3 separate regions of the Homo sapiens genome follow, and regions 1 and 3 are each linked to region 2. The links are chromatin loops, found by intact Hi-C in ENCODE. Cell type or tissue: mammary epithelial cell. All regions are shown on one strand. Links, peaks and the distances in the headings refer to the core of each region. The heading gives the core; the rest is flanking DNA. Region 1 has its middle 27 kb from the start of LINC02230. Region 2 holds the start of FOXD1 (forkhead box D1). Region 3 overlaps LOC105379030 (a long non-coding RNA gene).

Region 1 (9,736 bases), core at 2,856-5,355, 140 kb after region 2:
TAAGACCCTGTTTCCAAAACAACAACAACAACAAAAAAAAAAAACCCCAACTCTGTACATTTAGAAGTGCACAGAAAAAAGTGCTACTGAAAGGTTATACTTTGCACTGTTAACCACGGCTACCTCTGAAGACTGGCACTGACTTAGGTAAGAGTCCTACCACATTTTGCATAATTTATGCATTTCTGCATTGTTTAACCTGGTAAAATAAGTTTGTATTACTTTCATTGGTTAGAAAATCAAGATTTTTTTTCAGACCTCACTTAAATAATACTCTCTAATATGTGATTTGATGGAAAAGAATGTTAACTTTTTATTAAAAGAGAAATCAAAGTTTAGAACAGTTCATCATTTCTGAAGGTCAAGATAATCTCCTAACTTCTGATCAAATGGATCTCTATCCACCAGGCCAGTGGTAAGTTATTTTCTAAAATGCTATTTTAAAAAGCTAGTAGAATGTTAAGAACTTCATTAGGTTCAATATTTATTTATTCAATCAATATTTATTGAGTGCTATGCTTACCTTATGGGCTTTTCTGTAAAACAGGGATTGTAGTACAAAGTGTAATATGGTGGAAAGAAGTCGGGGTTCTATGTGGATTTTTTTAAAGTCAATTCCTGTCAGAATTGGAATCTCAGACTGTGGCATTTCCTTGTCAAGGCTGATTGTTACAGCTTATTGTTCATCTCAGTACTTTATTTCCATTCCATCTCATGGGTAGAATGTCCATGTAACAGGATGTGGTCATATGATGTTTCTCCTGTAAACTTATCATAACTGCAACTGTAGATACACAACAATCCATACACTCAATGAAAATAAACTTTCCAATGAGGGCTCAAACTAACCACCTTCGAGAATTGCTCTTTCTGATTGTATTTTAAGGCCATTAAAATATTTGTTTAGTGATTTATTCTTCCTGTAGACAGATGTAGGTATCGGTCTATTTTTCACATTACAGTGGAGTTTTCTTTTTAAATATTCTCCTTGGCCTTGCGGTGAAATGCGCAATATGATACTTCCTCATAGTGACACACGTAAAAGCGCTATTCATCAAACAGTATTTTCAAGCATACTTCTCGTTATTCTTTCAAGTACATAAACATAGAAAAACCCTTTACTCTCTTCATAATAGAAAAAGAACCGAAGATGTGGTACAATTCCTGACATGCATGTACTTGGATCTTAAGAACAGAGCTACCATATTTCCCATAAAGTTCTCTCTTGGTCTCTCTCCTTCTCTTCCCACACCAACTGCATAACTGTATTTGGCCCACAGCTAAATCAAGGTAAATGAGACATGACCTATTAAAAAGGAAATGAATAATTCCAGTGAGGGGAAAATTGCATTCCTGACCAGAAGCATGGAAGTCATGGCTTGGATGTATAGGTTTACTCTACCACTTTGCTAGATGATTTTGCTTTTTGGGTGGCATGTCTTCCATCATCAAAATTACCTTATGTAGTCAGCAAAATAAGTCAAATCATGTTGTGGTGCTATCTACTTTAATTTTTTTCAAGGTTCTTTCTAATGGATTCTTTTAAATTAATGGATGCGTATATAGCACTCCTTTTGGAATATTTCTAATTAAATTCTCTAGAACTCGATTTAAATCAGGACTTAAATGATCTGCATGAACAGGCACATGGGTCAGGGCTTTGTGCATAAAACTATCAGTAGAATTCCTCATGTCTTCTGAATGCCAGTGGAGCCAGCCTTGTCCCAACTGTGTGGATGTGGAGGAGGAGGTGGGGTTTGAGAAAGAGCTTATTAAGAGCCTGGCATTTATAGAATTAGTAAAATGCCAGAGATTATGTCTGAAAATAGAGTTTGCAAATTGGAAGTGTCACGTGAGCATTCAATGTTAATAATTATCTTCATTATAATCAAGATTAAGGTGGCTTATCTGGACTTCTTGTTCACATAAAGATGTTTGCTTTAGAAATATGCCTGCTAATTACTAAGCTCTGAATTATAGGTCTGAGATACATTTGAATTTACTCTCTCTACTTTTTTAATGATTAAAAACAACATAACAGCTTTTCAGGCAATTCATATCACCCCTAAACTGGAAACAACTCTAATGTCCAGCCAGAGAAGAGTGGATGAGCAAATTACGGTACATTCATATAATGGAATACTACTCGGCAATAGAAAAGAACTAACTACTGATACACATAGCAACACAAGTGAATCTCAAAAACATGCTGATTTATTAAAAAAAAACAGATACAAAAGAGTACATACTGCATGATTCCATTTATATGAGATCCTAGAGTAGGCAAAACCAACCTATAATGACAGAGGGCAGATTGGGGTTGCTTGGGGCCAGGGTGGGGAATTGCCAGCAAAGGGGCACAAGGGAATTTCTGATTGATGAGAATGTTCTATATCATGATTGTGGAAGTGGTCCTGAGGGTGCACACATTTATCAAAATTCACCCAGCTGCACACTTAAAATGGGCATATTTTATTGTGTGTAAATTTCTCTCAATAACGTTGATTTTAAAACAAGAGCTAAAAACAGCAACAACTAAAACATGACCATGGAGTATGTATTTGAGTCTTGGCAAGTGTCAGATTTAAAAAAATATGCACCAAATGGTTTAGTCATGGTTACTCCAAGGGAATAGAATTTGTAGGGGAGGGATGAGAGGAACGTGTTTTGTTTTGTTTTGTTTTGTTTACTGTATGCCTTTCTCATAAATAAGTATTGCCTTTGTAAGAAGAAGAAGAAAGAAGAAGAAGGAGGAGGAAGAAGGAAAGGAGGAGGAGGAAGACGAGGAGGAAGAAAAAGGAGGAGGAAGAGGAGGAAGGAGGAAGAGGAGGAGGAGGAAGAAGAGGAGGAGGAGGAAGAAGAGGAGGAGAGGGAAGAAGAAGAGGAGGAGGAGAGGGAAGAATAAGAGGAGGAGGAGAAGGAAGAAGGAGGAGGAGGAGGAAGGAGAAGAAGAGGAGGAGAAGGAGGAAGAAGGAGGAGGAGGAGAAGAAGAGGAGAAGGAGGGGGAGGAGGAGGAGGCAGGAGGCAGAGGAGGAGGGGGAGGAGGAGGCAGAGGAGGAGGAGGCAGCGGCAGCATAGTCCCAGATAAGATAATGATACACTGAGAGAAGTTGAAAGAAGTCTCCCTGGTTCTTAGTGTGCTCACACTTATGGTATGGGTTTAGCTGCGTGTGGTTATGTGGTTAAATTAACATCATGCTTCGGGCTTGGAAGGGGCAAGCTTCTAGAAGACTCCCCCGTGTGGAGGCTGTGGTCTCCTAATCTGAGCTGGGCTGTGTTTGCGGAGGCACAGCTTCCCCAAGTGGAAAGTAACAGGCAGCCAACAATTTAGCCCTGAGAATGGCTGGGGGAAGGCTGTGGCAGCGCCATGTAACCCTCCAGGAAGTGACAATCTTAGGATAAGGGCTGGTGGGTCCCTAAGGAGCTTCACTGACCGACCACCCCTTCTCTTCTGTGGATTTTAGCGTTTCCTTTTAAAAAGCTGTCTCATCTCAGCTGGGTTAAGGGGAACCCAGAACTTTTTTTGGTTGTCTCATTTGTTTTGGCATTGAATTTCAGAGAATAGGAGATTGTCTTTGGTGGCCAGCCTTCGTGGTGACTGAAGGCATAAAAATGAGGAGCAAGGAGCCAAGGCTGCTTTCACAGACCCCCACCCCCATCCCACTCCCAAGCAGTTCTTGTTCCCAAGATTTTCTGTGAAAAACGGGGCGCGGGGGTGGAGGTTAGGGTAGGGACGCTTGGTTAAAATTACATGTGCCCAATATAAAACAGTAATTTAAAGATTAGCTTGTAGGGCAGCATGCCTTCCCACATGGCAAGAAGCAAGTCTGGCGGGCCTCTGTCTGTCGGGTGATTTGGAGAAGCCCCGGCCGCGCGCCTCTGCCGGGTAAAGGCCTGGGACTGACTGACCCGTCTGTGTTCAGCCACTTCGGAAACAGAAACTTCCCAGGTGGCATGGGAAAGAAAACACCAACCTAATCCTGAAAGGGTAACTTTAAACCAAAGCCCAACCAAGAAAGAGAGTGGGAGAGAGACTGCCAACCAAGACAGGCCAGAAATAAAAGTTCCATTGTCCTTGTGGGACGGCTCACAGCCGCACCTCCTGTCCGCCTGGCCTGCGCTGCACCCCGACACCCGCGAGACCGCGTTCCAGTGGCAGGCGGCCTTCGTCCTGCGTGCTGCAGCGAGGGCTCACGCTGCAAGGAGATGACACTGCACATCATGAAACAGGAATGCAGCTAACAGCAAACCCGCCAGAAAACATGAATGATGTGTCTGGGAGTGCTGGGTCCATGGGCGGAGGGCGGGGTAAGAAAAGGAGGGGAGCGGGGGAAGGGGAATCATCCCAGCTCAGCTGCAGCTGAGGACAGAGACCCTGCCTTCAGGAGTGAGACAGGTCCTAGGAGATTTTAGTGGCTGCAGGCCAAACGGAGCCACTCAGAAGGATCTCCTCCAGCCAAAGTGCAGGCAGCCGCTCACCCTGGGGGCTGAGGCTGTCTAGGGCAGCCATTTGCTTAATAAAGATCCCTTGAGGTTGGCGGGGTGACTCATGCCTGTAATCCCAGCACTTTCGGAGGCCAGGGCTGCAGGAGGATGGCTTGAGGCCAGGAGTTTGAGACCAGCCTGGGCCACTCAGCTAATTTTCTTAGTTTTTGTAGAGAGAGGGTCAGGCTACAAAAAATAAGAAAATTAGTTGAGTGTGATGGCGGTGCCCGCCTGTAGTCCTAGCTACTGGGGAGGCTGAGGCAGGAGGATTGCTTGAGTCAGGAGGTTGAGGTTACAGTGAGCTATGATTGTGCCACTGTACCCTATCCTGGGCGATACAGCAAGACTCTGTCTCAGTTTAAAAAATGTCTTGAAAGGATAAAAATCCCCAAATTAAAGGTTTTAAAAATAAAAGAGTGGCTAGACCATTAACAGACTGACAAAGTAGAAAGAGCCTGGGATGCAAGGCAGGAGCCATGGATTTTAGTCTCTGACTCTGGATAAGTCACCTGTCAGCTTTGGTTTTGACACCAGTTACAGTGAATGGGTTGAGCCCAGCATCTGCCATCCCTTCTGGATCTGGCCTTCCGAGATTCTGTGAGCACAGGCCTCCTGGGTCCAGAGAAGGGGGTTTCCTCACAGACCCTTCCTTCCCTCTGGTTATCTCATTCTCCCCACTGCTTTTCAGAGATCTCTGAGGTTTCGGCCAGCTGGGAAATCACCCTGTTCTTTGACTGAAACCCACTCAAACCCAAAGCCATAACCTAACCCCTCAAACTGGACGAATATAGAGGTGTGGAGCTTGGTGAGCTTGAGGATTCTCAATGCTGGGGAGGGAAGGTGCTGCCACCATGGTGACAAGGGGTCTGGGCATGCTGAAGACAGCTTAGAAGACTTTGCAGTATCACACCTGGGTCCTCCTTCCTCACCTTCCACCAAAAGAGAAAAAATAGAAGCTTTTCCCAAAACTTAAGAACATTCTAAAAACTGGCCCTTCTTTACAGATGGGCTGCATCCCCAGAGGACTGTTTAATCCAGGTGTGATTATGTATGTGTTAGCAGTTAGTATTGGCTAGCAGGCAAGCCAGGGATTTGGCCTCAGATTTGGCTGTAACTAGCTCTGTAGCCTTGGTAGAACCATGGCTCCTCTCAATGTCTTAGTTTCCACATCTGTAAAGCAAAAGGCTGGATGAGATGCTCTCTGACAGACTTTGAAGACATTCTCTGATAAGTGTGAGCTATCCTTCGTGCACCCTGTTCTGCCAATCTCTCCTGTTTTTCCATCTTTTGTCAAGCTGTAGAGGCAGGGTTGGTGAGAAGTGATGGTGAGCTGATGCCTCTAGTAGAACCGCCTAGAAGCACAGCAGTGCTGGGGGATCTCGGACGCTGGCAGTCCTTCGCTCTGATGCATGCCCTTTTCCAGCAGCACAGACAGGCAAATCAGATGGGAGGGCTGGCTTCATGGAAGTGTGATCTTGGAAGGGCCCCATACTTGGTTTAATGTTCCACTGTTGCTGTCTTGAAATTTTAAAAAACCTTTTTAACAAGGGGCCCTGCATTTGCATTTTGCACTGGGCCCTGCAAATTATATAGTCAGTCCCAGCAGGGGGCCTTGCCAGCTACTTGGATCAGGAGCTAGTGGGGACAGATCTGGCAAGGGTACAGTGCCACAGATTCTAGCTCCCCAGACTGCAAGGCAAGAGATCCATGGGGTGTGTGGACGTGGCTAAATGTATGGACGTGCAAGCATTTAATAGTGAAAATATACTGGTAACTCTTAGGTAGGGAACTTTTTCTTAACAAAAAGCACAAAATACATATATCAAATGTGGGCCGGCGCACATGTGTATGTGAACCCAAACACACACACACACACACACACACACACACACACACACACAGATGCACACAAAAAACCTTAAAATGGCCAGAGACTTTGAGCAATTTAAGATCAATAGTGAACCAAGGCTGGGTGTGGTAGCTCTCACCTGTAATCTTGGTGCTTTGGGAGCTGAGATGGAAGGATTACTTGAGGCTGGGAGTTCAAGACCAGCTTGGGCAACACAGCAAGACCCCCATCTCCACAAAAAATTTTTAAAAATTAGCTGGACATGGTGGTGCACAACTATAGTCCTATCTACTTGGGAGGCTGAGGCAGAAGGATCCCTTGAGCCCAGGAGTTCAAGGTTGCAGTGAGCTATAATCATGCCACTACACTCTAGCCTGGGTGACAGAGCATAACTGTCTCTAAAAATAAAGAGTGAACTAAATGTCAACTTACATATGTTTCAAAACTGAGCAAATTTCCTAAATCAATTCATTGGAAGACCCTAATAAGATATTCCAACTTTGAAAACTTTACAGAGGTGACTTTTAAACAGAATATGATGGAGAATCAGGGCATACCTCTGAGTCAGGATGGTCACTTGGGCAGGAGTTTATGCCTTGTCCATGATCTGATCAGAGAGTTTACATGTTCATTACTATCACTGTCTTTCCAAGGAGATACATGCTACCTCTAATATCTGGATATTCTCAGATACTTAATAAAAATTTAGTTGTATTCATCTTTGTGTCTTCACAGAAATATTTGTGTCTTTCACAGAGATGCCAGTGTGACCAGCATAGACTTTGTTAAATAAATATTTGCTTATTTAATGAATACTCATTCACGAGTAGACAGGATTTTTTCTTACTAACTATAACACATCTAATTAAGGAGGATGAACATATATTTAGCTATGCAAGAATATCATGGATTCATAGAACATTAGACAACAAAGTAACCCTTGGCTATTATCTGGTCCAACCCTCTCATTTGATAGATTAGAAAACTGAGGCTCAAAGAGTCTAAATAAGTTATTTGAGGTCACATAGCTAATCTGTACCAGAACCCAGCTCTTCTGACATCTAACCCAAGTGAAATTTTCCACTAAACCACTCTCCCTTAAGAATCGGGAAGCTTAAATAAAGAATTGGAGGTGTTTACTCAGCACATATATAGTCTTCCTAACCCTTCATTATGGAGGGAGAAGAACTCAACTGTTTTAATTGCCACCTGCAAAAGTACTTCGTGATCCACTACAGTTACATTTGTGGCGAGACCCTGTGAAAGACAATTTGAGATCTAAGGCAAAATGAGAAGGAAAGAAGATCTAATAAAAGCTTTTTATTTGCAGATTGGAATTAAGTGCTCTGTGCCCAGGCCTTTGGCTTTATAATGACTTCAGGGTTGCCACTTTAATGCTTCAGCGAGCAGAAAATTGGAGAGCAAAAACGACAATCAGTCAGCCCTGCCAAGCAACACCCCCTCAAACCTAGCAAAATGTAATACTTTGCTTGCTCAGAACAACTCTAAAACCATCTCAGCTCCATTCATACCACAGGTTTTGAGGAAGCTGCAATACAGTGATTTTGTGTCACCAGACCATCTGCCCTTCTGAGTGATTTTTTTCAAAGCTGAATTTCTAATAAGTATTCCAAGTCCAAGGTGGCCAGTCAGATGCAGCCTCTACAGCCCACACAACAAACTGCTGGGCAGGACCTGCAACAGGTCAATGTTTTCCAGGAGGGTGGAGCAGTGACCAGACACCATTAAGACTCAGCCAGGAAATTAGTGAGGTGCAAATTACATGGTGGTGGCTGCAGGGCAAAAGGAAAATTGCAGGCCATTGCCTGAAGAGAGAGAGAAATAGCAGAGTGGTATTTTGGGGCCTGGAGACAGTGAGCCACTGGACATGTTCATCATTGCCTTAAAAAAAAACAGCAGCAACAACTTTTTTTTGCAGTACGGTACACAAACAGAAAAGTACACAAATCATAAAGGCTCAAGGAACTTTTATTGGAACATATCCATTACCCTACGCCCAGATCAAGAAAGAGAGTACCCCTTTGTGTCCCCTTCCTGTCACCCCCAGCCCAGGGGGAATAGCTATTCTGATGCGTCCTTGTCTTTTTGATGTAAGCCAAGTGGCAACCAAGGAGGAGACAAAGTTTTGAAGTTTATCCAGGTTATCCCCATAGGTCAGTTGCTGAAGCCTGGGCCCGGTGGCCTGCTGGGTCCTACCTAGCTCGGTAGCTCCTCTGGTGCAAGTGGATCTTGACAGGGTCAGATTGGGAGAGGAGGAGTGGGCAGCCCCTTGAAGAGAGGAGGAGGGGAGAAAGACACAACACCATGCACTGGCTCTGTCCCCCTCCTGTCCTGCTGCAGAGCTGGTTTCTGCCCTGAAGAAGGCTAGCAGAGATAAGACAGCAAAGTCCCCTCGTAGTGTCAAGGTTGTTGGTCATAGTTGACAGCGTTGGGCTGTTCACATAGGGTTCTTCTGTTTCTTTTTTGGTGTTTTTGTGGGTTTTCTCTCATTGTAGGCTCTCTGAGTTTCCTTATAGTGGTCAACCATTCTGGGGGAGGAGTATAGGTTGTTTTGCTCCATGGGTTTCCTGTTAGGCAACAAAGTCAGGCCTCGAAGGCTTGGCAGCTTCGACACTGATTTTTGTGGCCACGAGTCGTGGCTGGTATTGCTCAGTTTGCCACCTGGCTGCAGTGGCCTATTTTACCCTCGAGTTAGCCACTGTTTCTGAGAATAATCAAGCAGGTTTTAAATAGGCTGCATATTCTGGCTCAGAGTTTGGACATGGCTTCTCTCTGGTATATAGTGCTGGTAGATGTCTGTACCTATAGGGGAGAATCCCACTTTGGGCATCAAAAATAACAGCCAAATTCTTTTTATGTTTTCTGTGGGGGTGGTGAAGAGATGCTTACTGTCTCAGGGGAGATGATCCGGCCCAGTTATAACTGCATCCTTGGCTTGCTGAAAGGAGTTTCATTGTCTCTCTTGGCTCACCTCCATTTACTTCTCAACCCACTGCATTTCAGCTTCCCTGGCCCCACCATGCTCCTCTAAGGCCACCCAAGACTTCCTGGACGTCAAGTCCAATGAAGACTTTTCAGTCGTAATCTTAAATCAGCCTCTTGGTGGCATTAGCACTGTTGACCTCTCTGACCACCATGGCTTCTCTCTTGGCTGCCAGGAGAGCAGCCCAGGCTTTTCTCTGGCATCTCAAGTTCGTCCACTTCAGTCTCTTTCAGAATCCCTCCCACTTCTTCTTGCCTCACTAGTATTGGGCTTTCCTAAGGTTCAGTCCTCAGCTCTCTCTGACTCTACCCTTTCCCTAGGCAATCACATGCACACTGATGGCTTCAGCCTCACAGCTGGAACCACAGCCAGACTTGTCTTCTTAGAGCTCTAGCCTG
Region 2 (9,736 bases), core at 4,349-6,848:
TATCAGGTGAAGTGCCACACTGAGTGTAGACAATGAGGTTTCAGTGTGTTTGCATATGCGTAACAGACAGGTGATAGTTCAGTCTCAGTTTAAGCCTGGAAATCAGGCAATAGTGTGTGTGTGCGGGTGTGAGACAGAAAAGGTTGGTCACCAAATACCTTTTAAATACACACACAAAATTACAACTTATGACAAGACTTTCTCATGACCTCATAAACATACTTTTCATTTTCAGTGTGACTTGTAGACAGCTGCATCCCTAGAGTTACTTTAGAGAGCCCTGTCGTTCCCAAGCAGAGAGATTTGTCTGCACAGCCAGCCTCTGGGTGAAGTACAAATGCAAAATAAATAAATGCCTTCTTCTAGAACAGCAATATTATTTTTCAATTCTTCTTATAACTAAAAATACTAAGTCTATTTCCAGGAAATTATTAGACAATGTGAACAAATACCAGAAGTTTATAGAGCTGCAAAGATGTACTCAGGAGAGTCTGGTGTTGAAGTTAGCCCCCAACAAGAGGAGTCCTCTCTGGAATGGAAATATGTGTATTTTTCAGTTAAATTCATGATAAAAAATACTTTTTGAGCTTTGGGGTACAAAATCTAAACATGTGCCACTACAAACCACTTAGATGCGGAGCTAAGTAAGTCTGTGTGTGGGTGTGTGTTAGGATGGGAGGACCAGTCCAGGTTAACAATGTAAGGAAAATTTCTGAGTCCATGTAAATAATTTTGGTGTTATGAAACACAGATTTGGACTTTTGCTGACATTCTGAATTCTTGAGGATTTCTGAGCCCTGCTCAGGCCATGAAATGCTTGTTTAAGGAATTGTCGTGCAAGCACAAGCTGCCTAGTGGGACCTAGAGGCCACTAAAATATCTTCTTCACAAAGGAATCTCATCTCCCAACCACACCCTCTATAAAAGACCCACCACTGGAACCTTGATTAAGGTGGTATCAAGAGGATGCCCAGGTTAAAATGTACCCATTCTTGGGAAAGGCACCAAACACCGTCAGCCAGTAACAGCTTACCTCAGACTTATTGTCAGACCAAATAAGAGCTGGCCTGAAGAAGCAGGGTGGGGGAGGAAAGAGGCTGGCCCATGGAGTCCTGCCTTGGGAGAGGCTGCTGACCTGGAACAGGAGGACAGAAGGCTCTGCTCTGTCATGGCTGCCTCCATGAGGCTTAGTAGCAACACCCAGAATCTGTCTCCTCAGCCATCACATGGAGATACCCACTTCACCCGTTGTTGAAATTAGCTTGGCGCATGGGAACCAGCATGAGTGGCAGGTAATGTTACACCACAGGAGAATGCTGAAGTGGAGTGCCCTAGACAGCCAGAGAAAAATTTTAGATCATCTTGGGGCTCCCAAGGATCAGGACAGATAAGGAGGGGGACTAAGGGTGTAAAAGCATGGGGTGGGAGTAGGGATGATCACAAATTTGTCCAGAAATAATTCTGGAGGAGTCCCGACTTATGCCTTTTTACTGAAGGTGATGTGCAGAGTCTGAACCTGAAAGTCTCAAAATTGTGAACAAGTTGAGGTTTCAAATCCAGAAGGGCGAATCCCCCTTATGTTGTTCTGTCAGCAGAAACCGTCCCCCCTCACTTCCCCAATGTGTATGCTCTGTTAAGACAATGGGCTTCCTTTGAGGGCTTCTGGGGTGAAAAAGATAGAGGAAAATGAATATATCAAACATTTTATCAGTGTCTACTGCATGCAGAATAGACAAAGAACTAAGTGAGTGGAGGTTCAAAAACTAACAGAAAAAGAGAAGCAACCCAAATGTCCACCAATGGATGGATGGATAAACAAAATGTGGCATATACATTCAATGGAACATTATTCAGCCGTAAAAAAGAAGATATTCTGATACATGCTTCCACAAGGACGACCCTTAAAGACATTATGCTAAGAGAAATAAGTCAGACACAATGGACAAATGTGATTATGATTCCACTCAGATGATGTACCTAGAGTAGATACATTCATAGAGACAGAAAGTAGAATAGTAGTTGCCAGGGGCTGGCGAAAGGTTGGGGGGAGTAGAAAGATGGTTGGGGAAATGGGGAGTTACTTTTTAACGCGTACAAAATTTCAGTTTCGGATGATGGAAAAGTTCTGGAAATGGATAGTGGTAATAGTTGCACAACAATGTTAATGTACTTAATGCCTCTAAACTATACACTTAAGATGATTAAAATGGTAAATTACGTATATTTTACAACCCTACTCGCCCCTTCCCCTACTACCCTAGTAAACAATAAACAACTCAGAGCCCAGGTTTTGGCCCCCACACTCTTGATTTTAACAGGAATGGAAATGCCTGTAGCCCCAAGGAAGGACAGCGAAGGCTAAATGGGCCCTGGGGCAGCGACTCCCGGCATCCCTCCCTTTCGCGGGGGCGTCAGGAGGACCTCATCATCGGGCAGAATAACTACCTACCTGGCTACCCACGGGACGGAGCACCCTCAGGCCAGGCACTCGCGTTTTCTTCTGTCTCTTTTCAGGGCTCACAGTGACAGGTACAAACACTATCGCAATACAGCCTTCTAGAATGACTCTTCAAAGGAGGGTCGAGGCGCCAGGGGAACCGCTGGGGTTGAAAACACGTTCATGTTCACGTTCATGGGTAAAATCCTGGGATGCACAAGGAATAGCCTAGGTTCCTTCCCCGTAAGTCTGAGCCCCCAGGTCTCTTCCAGCCTTCATCCCCCTAAGGAGGTCCCTGGGCTTGGGGCGCTCATGGTCAGGGGCAAAGGACAAAGGGCGGAGGCAGGGAGCCTCCCGACGGTGGCGCAGCCTCTCCGGCTCTCACCTAGCGTAATCCACGTGACCCCCGCGCAGGGGCTCCTGGAGGGCCCAAACCGCTCGTGGGGGGAAAAAGCCTCAGCCTGCAGTCCAAGGACCTGCCTCCACTACCGCCCAGTCCCGGGCCCCCGCAGCCGGTGGGAGGGACGCCCGGGAGCCGGCTGCCCACACTCGAGAAACACAGGCTGCTGGGCGAGTTCCCCGCGCGGGCCGAGCTCCCAGGGAGTTGCCGGCCCGGGCGCGAGGGCCCGCAGGTCGTCGCACCGCCGCCAGGGGGCAACTCTGCCCTACGCAGGCACCACCGGGACCCGCCGCCCGCCACTTTCCGCGTCCACGCGAGCGGGTTGCGCCGGACGGGGGTCTTCGCGTCGCTTCCCCGGCTCGCCTCTGGGAAAGGTTTTGGTCCCTTGTACCAGCTTGGGGGCGGGGAGCCGGGGGAGAGTTACCAGCTGGGGCCGAAAGCTGGGAGCGCTGTAGAGAAGGAGGCCCGGGGTAGGGGACGATGGGGGAGACAAGGGGGTCGCGCAAGACGTGAATCGCTTGAGTTTCCGCGCTCGGGGAATTTCGCGACTGCGGAGCTAAAGGTTGCATACAAACATGTAGCTTAACTAAGCAAACAAAACAAGTGGTCACATCCACATGTGGGGCTTCAGTAAAGCTCGCCTAAATCTTAGTGACACTTCTCCGTCTCTGCAGCGGTCCCTCTGGGCTGATCTTCCACTCTGACCTTCAGTAAGTCCTAAAACTTTCCCCGGAGTGGCCAGGAGATAATTCGCCACATTCTGCAAACGTTTCCAGGGAAGAGCCTCTTAACCCTTTGGGGGAAGAACTTGCGGACAAAGTTACAAACGAACGCAGTCTATCTCCCGCGCCATGAACGGAATGATGGCTGTAACCGGTCATCTAAAGTCATTAATGGTCTGCGAACAAATTCTTCCTCTCTGTTTCATCTTTGAATAACTTCGCCACACACCAACCCTCAGTGCTGCGAAAGTCATGGTGTTTATTTAGATATCGACTGAGTACTTATAAAACTTAAACTTTCCAATGTAAAAGTGAACTCCTTGGTAAGGACTCCTGGCTGCATCAACAAAGCAATGTGATGCCTGATTAATAGTGCTGATTAATGTTGGCTCAGGTTAATGCTCAGCCTATTACAGTAATTAAATTGTTCACCCATATATCAAACAAGAGTTAATGAAAAATAATTTATTTAGAACGTCGAGGCTTTCTCATAGATTGTTCAAAGACCTATGATAGCCTTTATGGGTCACTTGTAAGAGTAACTGGTGGTAGCAGTCCTCAGCAACAAAAACTCGATTTTAATAGAGGTCTTTAGATGGGGAAACAGTTTATTTCTGAGGCTCTGTGATTGACAGCGGTAGTAATGACACGTTTCAGAATGTGAAAAGTACTTGGTCGATAAAATGATATACACAAGGGCAGCTGATGGCTGTTCCTACAGAACGCCATTGAATTTTGATTCTTAGTTCTTGTCAAGGGGTCATTTTAATCAGAAAGTTAAACTTTTGGGACAAGCTCCCCTCTTTGAAATAGAAGCATTTTAGGAAATGCACAAATAAGTGAATGTGAATTCAACAAACTATTAGGATTTTTCCACTAGCCAAAATAGCTCGTTTGAGTTGGTGATAAAGATAGGTATATTTAAAAGAGCATCATATCTTAATTATTTCCACTATCTTGTCACCCGAAAAGAAAACTGAATTGAGCGGAACTTTAATCTCATAAAAAAAATTTTCATCTCACCAGAAAGGATTAACAATATTTAAGGATTTTCCAAAAACACATTTTTAAAAAGTTTATCTTAAAGTCATCTATCATTATAGTTTCTATTAATAAGCCTCAGTAGAAATATGTATATGTTATGTAATTTAAGTATTTTGAGATTACTATGCAAAGTGCTGACTAGAATGTTCCTCCTACTGAGAACTATATAGCCCCATTATGAACGAACTTCTGTTTTTTTTTTTTTTTTTTGAGGCGGAGTTTCGCTCTTGTTGCCCAGGCTGGAGTGCAGTGGCACGATCTCGGCTCACTGCAACCTCCGCATCCCGGGTCCAAGCGATTCTCCTGCCTCGGCCTCCCGAGTAGCTGGGATTACAGGCGCCGCCTACTAATTTTTTTCTATTTTTAGTAGAGACGGGGTTTCACCATGTTGGCCAGGCTGGTCGAACTTTTTAGTAGTTTCTAGGTGCAATTTTTGTGCGTGTATTTGGGTTTTCACTAAAAATTTCAATTTCTTCTCCGAATTCAATTATTACGTTCTTTATTCCCATGACATTTGTCAGATCGTCTCATTAGAGTGGCTTAGTTTAACTGTCAAGTCTCTAGGGCATTCAATCGCAGAGAAGTGAGTAAAACGCCAGTCTCACAGCGTTTTTATTAACAGATGGCGGAAAACAAACGTCTTTGGAGTAAAACCGAAGAGAATGGGTTAAAGGGTCAATAAACAATTATTATCGTGCTTAAATTGGGGGGCTTCGCATCAGATCCAATGGGGGGCCGCTCGCCCGATCTGGAGGGGCTGGACACCCCCAACCGACCCCAGAGCGTCCCCCAGGGGCCACCTCAGAGGATGGGGTGGTTATCCCCCGGCTGGAAGGCTCCTACAGGCTGTCGAGGGGTCAAACCAGAGTGTCGCGGGTGTGCTTCTGAGGTTAGGGTGGAGGACTAATTGAGGAGGCTGGGAAGTCTAACTCGTGCAGCGGCCCTCGGTGCAGACAGCCGCGTAATTCGGGCATCAGCCTCTTTGGCAAGAAATAGTGAGGTCCCCTCTCCTCCCCACTCTTCTCAGCTGCTGCCTCCCTCCTACGGGTGAATTTTCTCTCCCGAGAAGGGCTGATTTCCTAGGCTTGCTTTCCTTCCCTCGGCAGCGCTCTGACGTGCACACCATGTGACAGGCCCCCTTCTGCTATAAGCCGAGGAAGGTCCGCCCTCTCCTGGACTCAGCCCTGGCCTCGCCGAGCTCTGTTCTTAGACTCTCACCCGTCCCGCACGTTCCTGGGCGCCTGGCGTTCTGATTCGCCCGCCCGGGCCCCGCCACCCCCTCCTCAGCTGACGGGGCAAAAGCTGCTCCGAGAGGAGAAGGTCAAGTCCTCCGCCCGGGCCGGGCGCGAGCGGAGCCCAGGGAGCGCAGCATCCGCGCGGCTACCGCGGCGGCGCAGGAGTTATAAAGTCGGCGCGCGAGACTCCGCCGCCACCCGGCAGCCCCGGCGCAGCTCCGGCAGCCGCAGTCGCAGCGCCCCCAGCGTGGCGCCCCCCGGCCGGGCCTGCCGCCCGGGACCCGGGCTGGGGCGCAGAGGGAGCCCGGAGCCCGGCGCCCCCATGCGCCGCCCCGCCGCCGCCGCGCCACAGCTATGACCCTGAGCACTGAGATGTCCGATGCCTCTGGCCTCGCCGAGGAAACAGACATCGACGTGGTGGGGGAGGGCGAGGACGAAGAAGACGAGGAAGAGGAGGACGACGACGAGGGCGGCGGTGGCGGGCCCCGGCTGGCTGTCCCCGCGCAGCGGCGGCGGCGGCGGCGCTCGTACGCCGGGGAGGACGAGCTGGAGGATCTGGAGGAGGAGGAGGACGACGATGACATCCTGCTGGCCCCGCCTGCTGGGGGCTCCCCGGCGCCCCCGGGCCCGGCCCCGGCGGCGGGGGCAGGAGCCGGTGGGGGCGGCGGCGGCGGCGGCGCGGGCGGCGGCGGGAGCGCGGGTAGCGGCGCCAAGAACCCGCTGGTGAAGCCGCCCTACTCGTATATCGCGCTCATCACTATGGCCATCCTGCAGAGCCCCAAGAAGCGGCTGACGCTGAGCGAGATCTGTGAGTTCATCAGCGGCCGCTTCCCCTACTACCGGGAGAAGTTCCCCGCCTGGCAGAACAGCATCCGCCACAACCTCTCGCTCAACGACTGCTTCGTCAAGATCCCCCGCGAGCCCGGCAACCCGGGCAAGGGCAACTACTGGACGCTGGACCCGGAGTCCGCCGACATGTTCGACAACGGCAGCTTCCTGCGCCGGAGGAAGCGCTTCAAGCGGCAGCCGCTGCTCCCACCCAACGCCGCGGCCGCCGAGTCTCTGCTGCTGCGCGGCGCGGGAGCCGCAGGGGGCGCGGGCGACCCGGCAGCCGCCGCCGCGCTCTTCCCGCCCGCGCCCCCGCCGCCCCCGCATGCCTACGGCTACGGCCCCTACGGCTGCGGCTACGGCCTGCAGCTGCCGCCTTACGCGCCGCCCTCGGCCCTCTTCGCCGCCGCAGCGGCCGCCGCCGCCGCCGCCGCCTTCCACCCGCACTCGCCCCCGCCGCCCCCGCCACCGCACGGCGCGGCCGCCGAGCTGGCCCGGACCGCCTTCGGCTACCGGCCGCACCCGCTCGGCGCCGCCCTACCCGGCCCCCTGCCGGCCTCCGCGGCCAAGGCGGGCGGCCCGGGCGCCTCAGCGCTGGCGCGCTCGCCCTTCTCCATCGAGAGCATCATCGGGGGCAGCTTGGGCCCGGCCGCCGCTGCCGCCGCCGCCGCGCAGGCCGCCGCCGCCGCTCAGGCCTCGCCCTCGCCCTCGCCGGTGGCGGCGCCGCCAGCTCCCGGATCCAGCGGAGGAGGCTGCGCGGCGCAGGCGGCCGTGGGCCCGGCGGCCGCGCTCACCCGATCCCTCGTGGCCGCCGCGGCCGCCGCCGCCTCCTCAGTCTCCTCGTCCGCCGCCTTGGGGACTCTGCACCAAGGGACTGCCCTGTCCAGTGTCGAGAACTTTACTGCTAGGATTTCCAATTGTTAATAACGCTATGTTAGCGCGCTCGAGGAAGAAGGTAGGAATCCCGGCTCCTTTTCTCGTCTTGGTGGTTCGGTGTTTTGTTCGCTCCTCCAGGCGCGGCCCCTCTCGACCTCGCGCGCCCATTTTCGCCGCTGCGAATTCTCGGACAAAACTGTCAACAGCCCGGGCGCGCCTTTTGGCTCTGCGGGTCCCTCTATTTATGCAAAGCCGACCTATGCTACAGCCCCCCAACCCCCGACCTGGGGTAGGGAGGAAGAGGGTGCCGGGGAAGGGAGTCCGCCCTGTCCAGGCACTAGAGGCTCCCTTGACGTTTGGCAGATGAAAAACAACTAAGCCTTTTTGAGGTGTAGAGATTCTCAGGTCCAGGCGTTAAAAAATAATGGTCAAAAGAATAATACAAAAATAGTAAAGGTCTTGAAGAATGCCAGCGAAGCAATTCTTTTTTATTTGAGGACACTTGTCTGGTGTACTTTTTCATGAAAAGGAAAAATGGTTAACATGTTTACACAAGAAAAAAAGTCAAAATTATCATTTATTTCAACCTGTGTTTTGTATCATAACAGACGTGTGGATTTTTTTGTACTTACTGCGTATTCTTTACAAGGAGTATTGTAAATTTTACTGGCAATTATTATTGTACTATTCTAAATGTAAGATTTTTACACTTTTTCAGAAATAAAAATGCTTAATTTTCAAAGAAAATTCACCAAAATGATTGGCTTCAGTTGTCCCCTTCTTAGTTTTTCTTTTCTACTTAAAAAAACTTTCTATGTGGGGTAAGCAGGAACTCAATATAGAACAGACTTAAATACTTTCAGAGAGAATTTAACAACAGCATCATGCCATGATTTTTCACTTGAACTTCCTAAGTGAAAACCATGGTAGGAGATCAGAAATTATTTTTAAATGACTACAAATAAAATAAGTTACTTTGGTATACATTTTCAGATCTGACTCTATGCCATTTTAAAGCGCATTGAAGTATGTTAAAATTAAAGCCACAGGTACCCAAAGATAATTTTATAGGAACTTTGCATTTCATTTTTGAGCTTCCTTCCTCATTTAATTTCCACTCAGTTCACGACAATATTATATCTGCAGAAACTGTCAACATAATATGTTGTAATGGAAGTGAAACAAAGAGGCAGTCTAGTTTTAAAATTCTAATAGGAAAAATTAGTAGAGATCATAATCAGTTAAGGAGCTTCAAAGCCGTAAATAAGGACATATTTGCATATATGAAATAAATCATATTTAAAAGTACCAGTATTTACAGCTACTATGTTGCAGATGGAAGGAATGCGAGTAATTGTATAAAGAGGTTTTTCTCTTAAAAGGCCAATTTATTGAAATTCTAGCTTAAGTGAATAATTTAGGGTATTTAAGATAAACCTTCAACTTTGGGATGCTTTAAAGAATAAAAAATGAAAATGTATCAGGTGTTCATTGAACTAATTTATTGAATTTAGGTGATTTAGGTTTATCTTTTTCAATTTTTAATGTCTTTTAATTATTACATGAAATTTCTAGTTCTTTGAAAAAAAGTGAGGCACTAGTTTTGATTACTACAATGTTGTGCGCTCCAAATAAAACCTAGGCATATGTAACACATAATTTAAATGTCTAACATTAGTGTTTGCAGCAGAGATTAAATATTCAATTTCTTTAAAATGTCTGGACAGGTATATATCTGAAGATTCGCAGATTTAACTTACCAAGTTAATGAAATCTGCATTATAGGGTCAATATGTTGCAATGATACTCATTCATGACGCCCTGTCTCTTTTTAGGGAGAAAACGGACTCTCACGGGCTCAAATGAAGTTCTTCCCCGTCCCCGCAACCCTTGTTAAATGTTTGGAGGAGGTTAAACCCTCTCACTCTCAAACTTACCACTAAATCTATAGATACAAATTGAAATACTGTTAGACCAAAGTCTTATATACAAAAGTTACTTTTACTCTAGCCCGGCTAAGAGAGAGGAGTCATTGAACCCGAGAACGTCCGGACTCCACGCGCCGCCCCGGGTGGAGAGGGGTTGGCAGGCGGAATCCAAACGGCACAGACACTGCTGGCGCGCCTGGTAGCCTTCTGTAACGCACGCATCTGAAATTTAGATCTGAAAATAATTACGAAGAGAGCCAAGAACA
Region 3 (9,736 bases), core at 3,802-6,301, 310 kb after region 2:
GCCAGGCGTGGTAGTGTGCACCTGTAATTCTAGCTACTCGGGAGGCTGAGGCACGAGAATTGCTTGAACCCAGGAAGCAGAGGCTGCAGTGAGCTAAGATCACGCCATAGCACTCCAGCCTAGGTGGAATGAGACTCTGTCTCAAAAGATAAATAAATAAAAATTTTAAAAATTATAAAATGATTGGAATATGGTAGCTGGGGATGGTGGCAGGCACCTGTAATCCCAGCTACTTGGGAGGCTGAGGTGAGAGGATCACTTGAACCCGGGAGGTGGAGGCTGCAGTGAGCCGAGACTGTGCCACTGTACTCCAGCCCGGGTGACAGAGCGAGACTCCAAATAAAAAGTAAATAAATAATATGGATTGCATATTAGATAATAATAGTGTATCAATGTTAAATTTCCTGAATTTGATACTTGGATCATGGTACTGTTGCCTTTTAAAAAGAACATCCTTATTTTTAGGAGATAAATCCTGAAGTATTTTGGGATACAGAATTGTAATGTTGACAGTTTACTCTCAAATGATTCAATATTAAGACAATAATATTGCATTAGTCAGGGTTCTCCTGAGAAACAAAACCAATACGGGACAGAGAGAGAGGGAGTGTGTGTGTGTGTGTGTGTGTGTTTGTGTGTGTGTGTCACAGAGAGAGAGATTTATTATGGAAATTGACTCGTAATTATGGAGGCTGAGAAGTCCCACAATATACTGTCTGCAAGCTGGAGAAACAGCAAAGCTGGTTGTGTAATTTCAGCCTAAGTCAGGAAACAGGAGAACAGGTGGAGGGAGGGGACCTGTAAGTCCTGGAGTCCAAACTCCCAAGCACAAGGAACTCTGGTGTGTGAGGGCAGGTAAAGATGAATGTCTCAGCTGAAGAAGAGAGAGCAGATTCACCTAGCTTCTGCTGTTTTGTTCTATTAGGGCCCTCAATGAATTGGATGAGGGTGGATCTTCTTTGGATTCGCTCTCACCCAGTGGATTCAAATGTTAACCTCTTCCGGAATCCAATATACACCCAGGAATAATGCTTTTAAAGTTTTCATTTTTTTTAAGTTTTTTATTTTTTGCTTCTTTATTGATTTATGTTTATTGAGAAGTTTTCACTATGTTGCCCAGATTGGCCTCCAACTCTGGGGCTCAAGCAATTCTCCTGCTTCAGCCTTTGGAGTAACTAGGATTCCAGGCACACGCCACAGAATTAATGTTACCAGCTATCTGGACATCCCTTGCCCCAGTCAAACTGACACATACAATTAACCATCACAAATATGTGTAGGGATAGATACATATTATATATTGTAATATATATTTTATATATACACACATTCAAAATAAATACAACTGAAACAATAAAAACTTTCAGACAAAAATACAAAACTTAATTTTAGCATTTTTTTCCTCATAGCAAAAAATTGGAAACAACATAGACACTTAACAGCAGGGAACTTGTGGAAAAAGTACACTCGCTTGTCAAGGATCTTTTAATCTTTTAATTTTTTTTTTTTGAGACAGAGTCTTGTGTTTTCTCCCAGGCTGGAGTGTGGTAGGCACAACCTCTGCCTCCCAAGTTCAAGTGATTCTCGTGCCTCAGCCTCCTGAGTAACTGGGATTACAGGCGCACACCACCACGCCCAGCTAATTTTTGTATTTTTAGTAGAAACGGGGTTTCACCATGTTGGCCAGGCTAGTCTTGAACTCCCAACCTCAGGTGATCCACCTGCCTCAGCCTCCCAGAGTGCTGGGATTATAGGCATGAGCCACCATGCCCAGCTCTTTTAATCTTTTAATATTACAAATAATAATAATAAATTTCTCAGTAGCATGCCATGCTGTTTGATAGCACTTATCTACTTCATGATCTGGCTGGCAGCCAGTCTCTATAATCTCCAGCGTTTGCTGGGGAGGTGTTCCTGGCCAGAGCTGCACCCCACCAGCCTGCCTAGGGCTCCAGCCCCTCCCCTGCTGTACCTGGGCTCAAGACCCAGCCCCACCTAGGCTCCTCACTATGTCTCTGTAGATTGCCCAGCTAAGACTAATTCCAGGGGCATTGGGCAGCACCATTCTGTGGTTCTTCTTACACACACACACACACACCCCTAACCACAGGCCATTCTGTCCATCCCAACTCCCTGCAGAAGAGGCTACATGCTGTGACCACCCTCTGCCCGGCTCTTCCGTGCTGCTCCCGCCAATTACCAGTGCTAAGGGAATTTCCAACTGAAGTAGCAAGTGTTGAAGTGATTTTTCTTCCCAGGTTGGGGAACCAAAATTGCCTGCCCAATAGCAAAGAGCACGCCGCTCTGGTGCATGCTATGGCCTTACACTGAACTTGAAGTTTCCTTTTGAAACTTTGACAGACACTTTGCCCTCTCTAATCTCATCCCACTTCCACCTGGCAAGGTTCCAGAGGGAAAGGTTTCCAAAGCCAGGAGCCTAGGGAAAGGAGTGGAGGAGACCCTTATAGGAGCTGGACTGGAATTTTAGTGTCTTTCTAGAGCTGAAAGGCACCCTAGAAATGGGCGAGGATGGGAGAGGGGCAGTTGCCTGCCCACAGCCACATATAATGGTGCTAAGATCCTTTCCCGGTGCACAGCTGTGACGGACACAGGCCTTGGCATCAGGCAGACCTCGGCACAGGTTCTGGCTCTGCCAGAGTCTACCTGCAGGACTTGTAATAACATGTTACCTTTCCCAGATCAGCAGGGATGAGTCCATGAGATACTGCAGGGAAGTTGCTTAGAGAGGCCTGGCCCCTGTAAGACCTGTGCTTCCGTCCTCACCTGCAGGCTCCTAGGGGTAAACTCCAGCTTGACAGAAAAGGCTGAGACAGCAGCAGGGTAGGCTCCCAGCAACTCTACTGCCTGGAGGACCAGTGATATAGGAGTTAAAAAGGAATTATTTAGGCAGATAGTGAAGGTAAGGAAGCCCTTGGTAAGGTTTTCCTTTTGATGAAAAGCAGCCCCCAAAATCATTTTGTTTTCTAACAAAGACCAGCCTGTAAAATCCAGCTGCAGATATAGACAAGGAAGCTGGAAGCTTGGACAGGCAAATGCTGACAGTTGTGCCAATAGGAAAATGCTACCTGGGAACAGGCATGTTCAAAATGGCGGCTCTATTTGCCGTTTTCTTCTCTTTGCCAGCCATGTATACAGTAAGGAGCTGAAAAGATGGTGCTAGCAGAGTAGAAAGTCCATTTGCATAATAAGATTGGGGGGAAAACCAGCCTTCCCCCACACACCATGTAAACATCACACCTGATCGAACCAATCTGTGGGCCCTATGTAAATCAGATGCCGCCTCCTCAAGCCTGCCTACAAAGTCTGGCGCAGTCCACCGAAGGCTGGCTTTTCCCTTTCGGACACCTCTCTCTCGAAAGAGAGCTACTCTCCTTTCTCCTTCCTTCTGCCTATTAAACTTTCTGCTCCTTAGCCCATTCATGTGTCCGTCTGTTTAATCTTCTTGGCGCAAGATGAGGAACCCCAGGTTTTTACCCAAAACAATTACGCTGCTTCGCCAGGAGAAAGGAACAGAGTTTCAGAGCCTACATAAAGGAATCTTGGAGGCAGTGTAACACCTATGGGTCTGAGGAAAGGCAGGTGCACCACCAGCCGCATCTGGAGGGGGGGTCTAGGACACTAGGCAGACAGAGAAATGGCTGCTTCCTGGGTGGGATCTGGTCCCCTAGGAAGACTTTGAGTTTGAGGAAGAGCCTCAGCCCCTGCAGAGGCTCTCCAAGCCTCTCCATCCAGCTGGGTTCTGACCACTCAGTCCTATCTTCCCAGGAAAAGAGACAGTCCTCCTGCTTCGTGAAAACCCCTTATAAATTAGTTATTTGGCCTACCTGGTACCAGCAGGCAGGATTCACTTGCTATTCAAAAGCCTTTAAGGAAATGTCCTGGGAGTGGCTTGGCTCAGGACAGCTGCGGAGTTTCCTCCCCCGCGACCTACTCACTCACCCACCCTGCCCAACTTCCAGCCCCTTGCGGCTCTGAGCAGCTTTGGGAGAGAACACACGGTGTTTAAGTGGCTGCCCACTGCCCTCATGAGCCTGCTGCCTGCCCGGCCTGTCCCCTTGGGGAGGGAGGGGATATGTCACACTACACTTCTGGCCTCACCTCAGCCAATATCTCCCCGGGGAGGTCGCCGGGCAGGGGCAGACAGCATTTTCAAGCAGTCACATGCCATACCGAGCAGGGGTCTCCCCCCACCAAGCATTCCTTAGGGAGGAAAAGCTGCATCCCAGTTGTCCACTTGGTTCCTCTTGGGGTGCTCGTGCTGGCGGCAGCATGCATGAGACTCCAGGAATCCCAAGTATGCAAGATCCCGGGAGGGCTTATGGCCTGCAGCCGAAGCCAAAGCCAGAAGACCATGCATGGTTCCCCTTCAACAGTCCAGGACGTTTCTCCCCTCAGGCCCACCACCCCCACAGTGTGCTTCCTGACTACCCTCTCTCTGGGAGAAGCTCCTACATCAGGGGCCCATGGAGCAGGGTTTTCTGCACCCAGGGAGCAGCCAGCAGAAGCCAGCCCACCGTCCTAACCCGGGAAAGTCACCCACCCTGATTCACCAGGGGTTGGGGGCACTGAGGGCCAGGACAGTTTTCACACTACTCCTCACTTGAAGTCTCCAGTATTTTCCATTTTGACCCAAATATCATTTTCCTCCATCTCTGCCTGTTGTGATAAACATCATCTGGTGCTCCCACGGAGCACAGTCTTGGCCTCTTCCAAGATGAAGAAGCAAAGATAAAAACCACACCTTCCTTAATAAATGAGTCCAAGATCCCCCGTCTGGAGATAGAGGGGTACTGCACACTTGTGAGAGGAACAGGAGGGTGATGAGCCCCTGGCTTTGTTTCCCACGCCCTTGTGGGTGTCTCACCAACAGAGCTTCCTGGGACACTGGGACAGAGAGACTGTAGGAAGCCCCCATGAGCACTGGCGGCTGGGGGCTGAGTGTGAACCCACACCCCTCCCCATGAGAACCCCTAGCACAGGCTGGGACATGTACACAGGACTCCCCAGAAGGCCAAGAAGCGACAAGAGAGGTCATAATCCCAGATTATCTAGCCCACAGGGTATGACCTCTGCAGTTTATCTTGTCACCATAGGCAGCATTTCCCAGATTCCCAGATGGTAAACATTATCTCCTGGGGTGGAGGAGGTGGTAGATTTATTGGGCAGGGGAATTTGACATTTTCAACAATTACTCTAGGTGGTTCTCATCTTCCTGGAATTTAGGAAACACTGCAGGAATTTCCACCACTTGACAGGGGCCCCACCTGAGCTCTGCATATGCTCTCAGGAAAGATCCTGGCTGATCGGCCGAACTGCCAGGTATCTCTTCCATGACCTAAGGCCAGTTCTGAGGTCTAATTCCCAGTTCCTGTCTCTGGACCCACTCCTTTCCTAAGACCTACCCTGGAATGATGGCCCCTTCGGGAAAGACCCACTGCCCACATTGCCTCAGTGCTCAACACAGCACCCATATCAGAAAACCAATGGCCACATCCACATGACTGGGGCAGGGGGCAGGCACCATAACTCTTCCTATCCCCACGTGAAACTCTCAGGTAGAAACTGGGTGAATATTGCCTGCCCCTCAGCTTTCATCCTCTGGTGGCAAGGGTGGGTCGTCCCACCTGAATTTGTAGACCTCATCACTATTGTATCTAAAGTGGGGCTATCAGACCTCCCAAAGCCATAGGAGGAAAATTTGGAGCAAGATTTGTAAGATTCTGTGTGCTGATGATAATGTCTGGTATTCTAAACCAAGTAACACACATGAAGAGATACTCAATATCATTGGCCATTGGAGAAATACAATTCAATGAAAAACTGCTTCATATCAAGTAGGATAGCTATACTTTTTTAAAAATAGAAAACAAGTGTTGGTGAGGAAATGGAAAAATTAGACCCCTCAACACATTGCTGGTAGAAACGTAAAATGGTGGAAAACAGGCTGGTGGTTCTTCCAAAACTTAAAGTTAACATGTGATCCGGCAATTCTGCTGCTAGGTGTATACCCTAAAGAATTGAAAACAGGTACTCCAACAAATACTTGCACATGTACGTTCATAGCAGCATCATTCACAATGGTCAAAAGGTAGACACAACCTAGATGTCCACCCATGGATGAATGGATAAACAAAGTGTGGTATATTCACACAATGGAGTAGTACTTGGCCATAAAAAATGAAGTACTGATATATGTTACAACATGCTAAATGAAAACATGCTAAATGAAAGACATCAGACACAAAAGGTCACATATTTATGATTCCACTTATATGAAATACCCAGAATAGGTAAACACATACAGACAGAAAGCAGACTGGTGTTTTCCAGGAGCTGAGGCATAGAGGAGGAGAAGGAGGGGCTGCTTAATGTGTGTGGGGTTTTATTTTAGGGTGATGAAAATGATTTGGAATTAGATAGAGGTGGTGGTTTGTATAACACTGTGAACGTATTAAAGGCCACTGAATTGTTCACTTTAAAATGGTTAATTGTAGGCTGGGCACAATGACTCACCCACTGAATATGGCAAAGGACTGATAGAAATGAAATAGACTTCCATAACCTGCAATCCCAACAGTTTGGGAGGCCAAGGCAGGAGGACTGCTTGAACCCTGGGAGTTGGAGACCAGCCTGGGTAGTATAGTAAAATCCCATCTCTATGAAAAATTTAAAAAATTAGCTGGGTGTGGTGGCACTCGCCTGTACTCCCAGCTACTCAGGAGGCTGAAGTAGGAAGATGGCTTGAGCCCAGAGTTAGAGGCTGCAGTGAGCTGTGATCGCATCACTGTATTCCAGCCTGGGCAACAAAGTGAGACCCAGTCTCGAAATACATACATACATACAAACATAAATTGTTCATTGTATTATGCAAATTTTACCTCAATAAAAAAGCTAACAAACCTAAGAAAAACAAGGCACAGTCCACCGAGGGGGCTTTCAGAAGCTGTCATCCTCTGCCAGCACCGTGCTAGGAAAAGAACGCGTCTTGCTGGGGGTAAATGATTTGGCCCAGCTCTGCTGCATGTGATTTCAGCCCCACAATAAACATTCTCACACTTTCAGCATTTTCAAAGCTGGGAGGTTTGAAGACTTCAGCTTCAGTCTCAGGTTTGCTGAATACTGTGAAGGACTGATGGAACCGGAGTAGATTCCATAACCAGAAGATCAAACTTATTCCTGAGCCTGGCAACCCCCTTGCTGAAGTTTACTAGCATAGCATATAAATGTAAAATACCCAGTTACAAACCCCAACACTGAGCCATTAAAAAGGTTCTTGATTAATATGAGGACTCATAAATGCTTAAAAGTAATTCTACCTAGAAGTTTCAGCTCAGGCATTTTAAACAGCGGCAGAAGGAAGTTTTGTTCTAATTTTTAAATGTGAATAATTAACCTCCCAGGAGGAAAAATAGCAGAATTTTAAGAGCAGTTCAAGCCAATAAATGTCCAATTTAAAAATAGATTAGTACTGCTGGTACCAACTGCCACCCTGACTTATCTCAGTGGCAATTAACATGAAATCAGTCATTACTTCAGTCAAACTGTTGGAGCCTGCACGCCCCTTTGCTCTGCTTTCAGGCACTTAAATGCTGGAATGAACCAATTTGGGGGAGATTATGGCTTGTGTAAAAGGCATTAAAAAATTCACATTTTTGCTACACTAAATGTTGTTACCAAAAAAGCTGTTACTACAGATTTCGTATTCTAAAAATCAGTTTCTTCCAGTTGGAAATACCATTAGTCATTATTTCTTAAGGTTTAGATCTAGCATTAAATAAATACATATTAACACACCCAACTATACAACAGGCTTTGGCTAGCAGTATCCTTATAAGAATAAAAAAGCAATGGTTCAGTCAGTTTTGTTCTAATATGTCATCATACAGAAAGGCAAATCCTTCCTGAGCCTCTTGAGGAGAACCTAGTTGCCAAAGTGTTCCTAGAAATTTCCTGTCAAGAAATTTCACTATAAAGAGACTCCAGGGTATGAACATGCTTGTGACTGCCCCAGCATAAAGCCTCCCTAATCGTCTTCTTTCAAAAGCAAAGAAAAGAAAAGGGGAGTAAGAAGAGGAGAAAAGAGGAGGGGAGAGAAAGAGAGAAGGGAAGAAGAGAAGAAATAATAAAGAAATGAAGGGAGTAATCTTGTTTCTCTGTTTCAGAAGCAGCTAACCCTGGAGAGAGAATGGACCAAGCTAAACATTAACCATTGCTGCTGGTAGGCCTCTGACAGCACAAGGTGGTGAGCCTGTCTTTCAGAAACCAGCTAGCTGGGTTCAAAACCAAGCCCATCATGTAGAAGCTATGTGACCTTGAAGAAGTTAATTAGACTCTCTGAACCTTTGGTTCTTTATCCACCAATAAAAATAATCTCACCTACCACCCAGGGTTGTAGGTCCAAGTGTATAATGTACAAATGAATAAATTAAGACAGTCTCACTCCTGTTGTCATTCCCTTGTCATTGAAAAGACATTGAGTACAAATGGATAGATGCTATCCAAAGAGGACACGTTCAGTGCCTGGACCATGGGCACTTTGCCCCTCTCCATGGTCTGAAGCACTAATGGCTGGAATCTAACCTGGAAGGTTGGTTACCCTTGTTGATGCTGTAGCAGGAAAGTCAGAATATAGCCAATGCTATTGTATTTTTTATTTAAAAAAAATTAAATAAAATAGTGATCCATTGCATATAAAACTGAACTAGAGTCCATAGTTTACGGTGGGGAAGGCTCAGAAGATAGAGGCAAGAATGTAGCTGCAGCATTTTCTTTTTCTTCATATCTAGGAGGCAATTCAGATGGAAGATGTGGAGTGTGTGAGGCCTCAGAAGATGAATTCGTCCCAGAAATGGTATATATAGATTCACAGTCTCTTTCAGAGGCTGCACCCTCTGAAGTTGGGGTCCTGCTAAAGAGAAGGAGAGAGAACATGAAGGGGAGGGGATGAAAACAGTGACACCCCTTTAGTACTAGGTTCTTTTCAAATGTTTGATTACATGCACTTAAGAGTATTTGCAAGAATCTGAGGAGTAATTTCTCCCTCACTCTACTTTTCATAGATTTGTTTTGATTTCTTACCTCTTCCTTTTCCTAGAGCTGAGTGTAACATTAAGACAGTCTCACTCCTGCTGTCATTCCCTTTGTCATTGAAAAGACATTGAAAACAAATTTACAGACACCATCCAAAGAGAACATAGACACACACACACACACACACACACTTACTGTTCTCTGCTATTCTGTCTTCTGGGACAGCTAACATAAGGTAGACAAACTTTTGCATATGGAAAATTAAAACATTAAGCCACAAACCTGAAGGACGGCAGGAAGGCATATTGGCTAATGGAGTGGGCTCTAACAAAGGCCAACCTGCACTGGAATCTACTCTGCTGCTTCCCAGCTGTGTGATCTTGGGCAAGTTAGTTAACATTGCTAAAGCTCAGTTTCCTTATCTTGAAATGAAGATGATAACATTCCTTTCTCCTAGACTGGATATGGGAGTTACATAAACTAATGCAAGAAAAGCCAGACCCTAGGACACAGAAATCATAGTAGCAGCAGCAGTAGTTTAAGTTACTAGACACTGATTTTAGGGTTTGGGGAAGTTTATCATTAGAAGAAAAAAAATACAAACATTCACGATGAGAATTCTACAGAGGTCCAGCCCTAGCCTGCCCTTTCTCCATGCAGGGCCGTTCCCACATGCACCTCCCTG

Evidence for each region. A loop is a pair of places that touch in the nucleus more often than their neighbours do. Peaks named below come from ENCODE experiments on the same cell type or tissue, not always from the same donor. Only the 100,000 strongest peaks of a DNase experiment are listed, where the experiment ranks them.
Region 1: it touches region 2 in a loop (6-fold over the local background); 31 of 110 quality-filtered maps call a loop at or near these places.
Region 3: a loop joins it to region 2, with 18 times the contacts of the local background. A loop is called at or near these places in 7 of 110 quality-filtered maps.

The regions. Positions count from the first base shown.
Region 1 is chr5:73,306,163-73,315,898 of GRCh38, reverse strand. No RefSeq gene overlaps it. Among named protein-coding and RNA genes, the nearest start is that of LINC02230, 27 kb to the left of the region's middle. In mammary epithelial cell, for the core only: no CTCF peak of the experiment used is centred there; DNase peaks (open chromatin) are centred at 4,158 and 4,508; H3K4me3 peaks cover 409 bases; H3K27ac peaks cover 1,416 bases.
Region 2 is chr5:73,444,819-73,454,554 of GRCh38, reverse strand. FOXD1 (forkhead box D1) reads left to right here and starts at 5,778. Exons shown (of 1, transcript NM_004472.3): 1 at 5,778-8,289. The coding sequence starts at 6,193. The coding sequence ends at 7,590. It overlaps LINC01386 (long intergenic non-protein coding RNA 1386), which reads left to right. Exons shown (of 5, transcript NR_126410.1): 5 at 236-365. RefSeq lists a silencer at 2,969-3,178 and an enhancer at 9,126-9,736. In mammary epithelial cell, for the core only: no CTCF peak of the experiment used is centred there; DNase peaks (open chromatin) are centred at 5,824 and 6,704; H3K4me3 peaks cover 1,606 bases; H3K27ac peaks cover 814 bases; H3K27me3 peaks cover 384 bases.
Region 3 is chr5:73,130,731-73,140,466 of GRCh38, reverse strand. LOC105379030 (a long non-coding RNA gene) reads left to right here. Exons shown (of 2, transcript NR_134252.1): 2 at 8,184-8,459. TMEM171 (transmembrane protein 171) reads right to left here. Exons shown (of 4, transcript NM_173490.8): 4 at 8,658-8,929. The coding sequence ends at 8,737. Among named protein-coding and RNA genes, the nearest start is that of TMEM171, 15 kb to the right of the region's middle. In mammary epithelial cell, for the core only: a CTCF peak has its summit at 4,807; no DNase peak of the experiment used is centred there.